Regions from separate parts of the Homo sapiens genome. Here region 1 is linked to region 2. Evidence: chromatin contacts called from ENCODE Hi-C or POLR2A ChIA-PET data. All regions are on one chromosome and are shown on one strand. The core of a region is the stretch at or near the end of the contact, and the rest is flanking DNA. Distances in the headings are between cores, read along the strand shown. Region 1 overlaps PALLD (palladin, cytoskeletal associated protein). Region 2 overlaps PALLD (palladin, cytoskeletal associated protein).

Evidence for each region. Hi-C counts contacts between places; a loop is a spot of excess contacts on that map. ChIA-PET counts read pairs that join two places held with the same protein, here RNA polymerase II (POLR2A). Pooled maps may share reads with other maps.
Region 1: a map of Right ventricle myocardium inferior shows a loop between it and region 2 (2.7-fold over the local background). The contact joins two enhancer-like sites. A Hi-C loop is called at or near these places in 7 of 168 maps with a recorded cell type or tissue (IMR-90, Right ventricle myocardium inferior, chondrocyte and 4 more) and 15 of 50 pooled maps. POLR2A ChIA-PET finds 5 or more read pairs at or near these places in 2 of 52 experiments (CD4-positive, alpha-beta T cell and HEK293T).

Annotation. Positions count from the first base shown.
Region 1 is chr4:168,635,515-168,638,214 of GRCh38, forward strand. The region is part of intron 2 of PALLD (palladin, cytoskeletal associated protein); the gene reads left to right. Among named protein-coding and RNA genes, the nearest start is that of PALLD-AS1, 12 kb to the right of the region's middle. Within about 2 kb of position 1,402, at least 8 of the 41 ENCODE cell types and tissues checked have a DNase peak (open chromatin) inside an H3K27ac peak, as active enhancers do.
Region 2 is chr4:168,514,157-168,516,856 of GRCh38, forward strand. All of the region lies in intron 2 of PALLD (palladin, cytoskeletal associated protein), which reads left to right. The region is part of intron 1 of LOC107986198 (a long non-coding RNA gene); the gene reads right to left. Among named protein-coding and RNA genes, the nearest start is that of PALLD, 18 kb to the left of the region's middle. Within about 2 kb of position 1,442, at least 5 of the 41 ENCODE cell types and tissues checked have a DNase peak (open chromatin) inside an H3K27ac peak, as active enhancers do.

The DNA of each region.
Region 1 (2,700 bases), core at 152-2,651, 120 kb after region 2:
TGGCTCAGGTTCATCCTATTTCAATCCTCAAGGCATATGCCATAGTCTAATAGTCCATTACAAGCTATCAGATAGCCAGCTCCAACTTGCAATTCGGTGTTATGACACTAGCTAGAGAAGTGCCATGGAAAGCATGTTTGTGAGCATGCCCAGTCCCTTGGCAGCCATCAACCCAGGGTCTGAGGGCCATGACTGTGATGTAATGGAAGGCCTGAGATCTTCCCACCAACCCTTCATGGTTGCTGGTCTGTGATCCATCTGAGCCAGCCTGGATTCCCGCAGTTTGAGTCTGTGTGTGTGTCCAGGGATTTAAAGGAAAACATGTGGAGACCAAATTAGTGTGGCACCTGATGAGAAAATCTTATAGAATTGGAAAAATGTCAAGAAGGCAACATTGTATGATGGAAATCAAACTACATTGGAATTGAGGATCCTGGTTTTGCCACTATGTGACCTTGAACCAGCTATTTAGTAATGTAACATTGATAAAGCACTGTATTACATTTGATCATTTCCTTCCCAAATATGACATGTGATCATCAGAACCACATTTGGAAGCAGGTAGGGCAGGTGGCGTTATTTCCATTCTGCAAGTATGGAAACTGGAGCTCTAGAGGTTAATGACTTGCTCAAGGTCACAAAGCATGTGAGTGGTAGAATTTGACCTCAAACTCAGAACTTCTGCCAGACACGGTGGCTCATAAGCATGAGCCTGTAATCCCAACACTTTGAGAGGCCAAGGCAGGAAGATCACTTGAGGCCAGGAGTTCTGACACCAGCCTGGGCAACATAGTGAGACCCCATCCCTGCAAAAAATAAAATTAGCCCAGTGTGGTGGTGGGTACCTGTAGTCCTAGCTGCCTAGGAGGCAGAGGCGAGAAGATCGCTTGAGCTCAGAAATTCGAGGCTGCAGTGAACTACTATTGTGCCACTGCCCTCTAGCCTGACTGACAGAATGAGACTCTGTCCCAGAAAGTAAACAAAAAAACCCAGAACTTCTAACTTCAAATCTCATGATCTGTCCACCATAGCAAGCAGCCCTCACAATTCTCAACCTCTATAGAACTCACTCTCCTCATTTGCAAAAATGAGACATTTGGCCCAGAAAATTACAGGCCATTCCAGCTTAAAATTCTGTGTCTGATGAATCACTGGCTGGAAGGGACTTTAAGAAATCACTTAGTCATATTCCTTGCTTCCAGAAGGACTCTATCTAAACTATTTTGAAAAGAAAATATCAGCCCTTTTCTTACAGTCCCAGTGCAGAAAAGGGCCCCAGAGAGTGTCCAAGTGCATTTGGGAGTGAGAAAGAAACGAGGAGCTACAGAGCCAGTGCTCAGCAGGGTGATCCATTTCTTGGGCTCAGAAGCAGTGAGTCTTGCCTCCCTGGATGTGAATGTTCAGCCCTGAGATCAATATCTGAAGTAGGAGAGGAGAGTCACAAGCATGCTTTGCTGGTTAGAAAGGAAGTCTGTAAGAGAGATCAGAAAACTGGTAACTCTGTGAAGAGGAAAAGAAGAGCTAAGTGACTCAGTAATGATCTTAAAGTTTATTAAGGACTCCTGGAGAGTGCGATGACTACAAATCAGTGGTAATGTTTCTACTTAAAGATAGAAACGGCAGAATCCTGCTCATTCAGCAGGTGTGACAAGCAGAAAGCTATGCTAATCTAGCCTTACTTTGCTTGTATCGGAGGGGTTGGTGGCAGAATGGGAGTGAAAGGGGCTTCTCCCTGAAGACGGTGCCTAGGAGCCCCACTCCAGTCTTCCCTTCTCTCTCAGCACAGTTCTCAGCCGGCTGGTGTACCAGTTAGTGTCTAGTAACCTTTCTAGGACAAGGGACTACCAGTAGACAACTACCAGCAAGCACAGCAAGTTGCAAGTTCAGTCTCACATTGCTCAGCTAACCCGGTTATAATTTTAAAAACTGATTTGGCTCCATGTTCTTCCTATGTCACTCCCATGAAATAGATGTTACTTTTTATTTAAAAAAAAAAAAAAGTAGTGACTGAGATCAGAAGACAAGTAATTATCACAACTCTACAACTTACAGAGCTTAGACAAGGCATTTCCTACTCTGGGTCTTGATTTCTCATCTGTGAAATGGGCTAACAATAGCCACTTCAAAGTTAAATATTTCTGAGGATTAGCCAGGCGCAGTGGCTCACACCTGTAATCCTAGCACTTTGGGAGGCTAAGGCAGGTGGATCACTTGAGGTCAGGAGTTTGAGACCAGCCTGGCCAGCATGGCGAAACCCCATCTGTACTAAAAATACAAAAATTAGTTGGGCATGGTGGTGAGTACCGGTAATCCCAGCTACCCGGTTGGCTGAGACAGGAGAATTGCTTGAAACTGGGAGGCAGAGGTTGCAGTGAGCCAAGATTATGCCTCTGCACTCCAGCCTGAGCAACAGAGGGAGAATACATCTCAAAAAAAAAAAAAAAAAAAAAAAAATTCTGAGGATCAAATGGGGAAACATAGATGAGCATGCTGTGTAACAGTTTACATCATTATTAAAAGGAGTCCAATTTCAGGCTTTTCTGTAAACCACAAGGTCACAGATGTTTCTTTTTATTCTGCCTTAATTCCATTCCCAAGCCAAAATCAGAATCACAGCAGTTTATCCTCACTTACTATGTGTCAAGCACATAACCACCTTTAATCCTCACAAAAATATTATGAAGTAGATATATTACCCCT
Region 2 (2,700 bases), core at 192-2,691:
AAAAATGGTAAAGTAGACATCACTGGCTAAAGATTGAATTGAAACACTGGTACTTTCTTACTAATAGCATTTCACAGATCACAAACTTCCCTGTATCTCTGATCCTTTGCTCACTAACACAAGCTTTGCTAGTGTTGGTTTCTTAATCTGACCTCATTGTGCACACACATGAAGTAAAAATTAGCATTACTGGCTGAAAAGTGGTGTGATTACAGGTGGGCGATTTTTTTCCCCCGACCAATTTGTTCAACTAATTCACTTTGAGTCAGCTTTACAGTAATTTTACTATAATTCTTTAAGAAACTGACAGCAGGGGGCAGTAAAAAACTTTTTCATGTGTTCATTTAATTAAATATGTCGTTCTAAATTCTGCATTTATATGTTATTTATGTAGATTATTTATACAGATTTATATACATGAAGAATTTGTTTCTTACATTTTACCTTTGACAGAAATGAATGTTTCAGATTCTATTTAGATTTTTTAACCTATCAATCTTGCAAATAAATAATTTTCATTAGACATTCATTCTCATGTCACTCAAAACAGTTCCACAGGTTTTCAAACTACATATGGTTCCACCTACATTTACTTCCAAAATAACCCTTGAAGTATACTACAACCTTTAAAAAATGACAGAAAGCAGTCCATTTAGCATTGAAGGATTAATTCAGGTGAACAGACCATAATTACTGTATTAAAATTCACTTAACCATTTGGTGATTCTAGGGGTCATCAAATTCACACTTCTGCCTCTTTGGGGGTAGCAGAACTAAAATTTAATTTAGTTAGTATCTGCAGTATTATTAACTAGTTTTCTCTTATTCTGCAGTCTATGAAAGTCCAAACTTGACAAATTATGCCCTTCTAGAATAATTAAGTCTCATAAAATGTTCCATTGTTGAAAGTTAGCTGGTCATGTTTGTATCCTATAGAGTTTTTTGGGTTTGGAGGCTGTTTTTGTTTGAGAGGGAGAGCATAGATGCTCATTGGATTTTTTAAATTTCTGTTCCAAAGATCTTGATCCTCCTTGTCATGTATTTGTAAGTGCACCAGACGCCTAAGAACATTGAGCTCTTTTGACCACATGAGACATATGACAGTCATAAGAGAAAATCTTTGAAGGAAATTTTCTATCAGGAAGAAAACCTTTATTAAAGATTTCCTGCAATGGGGCATTTTAGAACCTGACTCAGACTGTGTCAGTCCAGAGGACCTAGGACCTGGAGCTTAGGCAGACCTATTGATTGGCAGGCCATTTCCTGAGGTCACAGAAGCAGTTGACAGACGTGTGGAGAGGCAAGGAGATGTCAGGAGAATCTAAAGCAAGCCATAAGCAGAAGCCCAAGAGACACTGGTTGGTGAGAGCAGAGACGCTCCTCAGTGTTGGGTAGTTGGCAGCTGTACTGGGAGGTAAGTGAGGTATGGTGCCAAGAAGCTTGGCGGTTGGCCAATGGAAAGGTCCAGGCTGACTTATAGGGAATGCGTCACAGGAAAACATGGCAGCAGACAGTAGGATCAAGATACAGGAGCTGGAACACGGGGGAGAAACCTTTACCTTGCAAGAGTTTAAGCAAGTGAAAGTTAGGACCATAGCTCCAGAAAGACAAAAGAACAGAGCAGAATCTTAGTGACTCAACTGGGTCCAGATTAGGGAAACCAATTGCTAGGTTAACATGCCTGGGCTACTAAGCAGCTGGCTGGAGCTTAGATTAAACAACAGAGATTGTTTGCTTTTGAAAGCTGGCATGATGAACCTTACAAATGTGGATAAAGAAGCCCCCACTCAGGGAAGAAGTAACAGAAACAACAGGGTAAAACCAGGCCAGTCACTTCAAGGCAAGGCATTTGTACTTCACATGCAGTCACTTCACCCTCTCACACTGTGTGAACACCACTTATGACTACAAACAGGACTGAAAATATGTTTTCCTCCTTTATTATTGCATATCCAACAAAATCTCAACAAGAGAAAGAAGAGCTGATAGAAGAAAACCCTATGCATAAAAAAGGACGTTATATACAATTGAGGTAGTATTCACATGATATGCAAATTATATTAACAATTTGAATTACTACATTAAATGAAATCAAGTCAGAATTCATTTTTTCTCTGCTTATGCTCAAATGTCCCATATTCTCATATACTCCTTCCAAACAGCATAAAGACCTGTTCCCTGACATCACTCACCTTCCCTGTTCTCTCCACTCTTGACTTTGTGAGTTAGTAAAAAATTTGTGAAGAATTTTAGTTCAAAATTACCTCCGGTATTATAAAAAGGAGGCCTTATATTTTTAAAGGTATTTATTTATTTTTAAAGGTATTATTTATTTATTTTAAAGGTATTTATACCTTTAAAAATATTTTATCAACTGTATGTTTTAAACCATTTAAATGTAAGGAGACTGGGATCAAAAACTGTGAAATGATGTGCCTAGTAATACAAAAATCATTCATTAGTCATGGAGACTGGAGTATAACTCAGCTCTTATGATTCTTGATCCCATGCTGCAGTTGTTAATGAGAAGACTTAGCCACTGTCACTGTGGAGTTAGAAGTTATGCATAGCTTACTGAAAGCCTCCAGAAATGGAGATAGTGGAATTGCCACCTTTAAAAATCTACGCTTGGAATTCATATTCCAAATATCTTCAAAGAAAATGGTAGCCTGGCAATTTCCAGTATCTTTCTCTATGGAA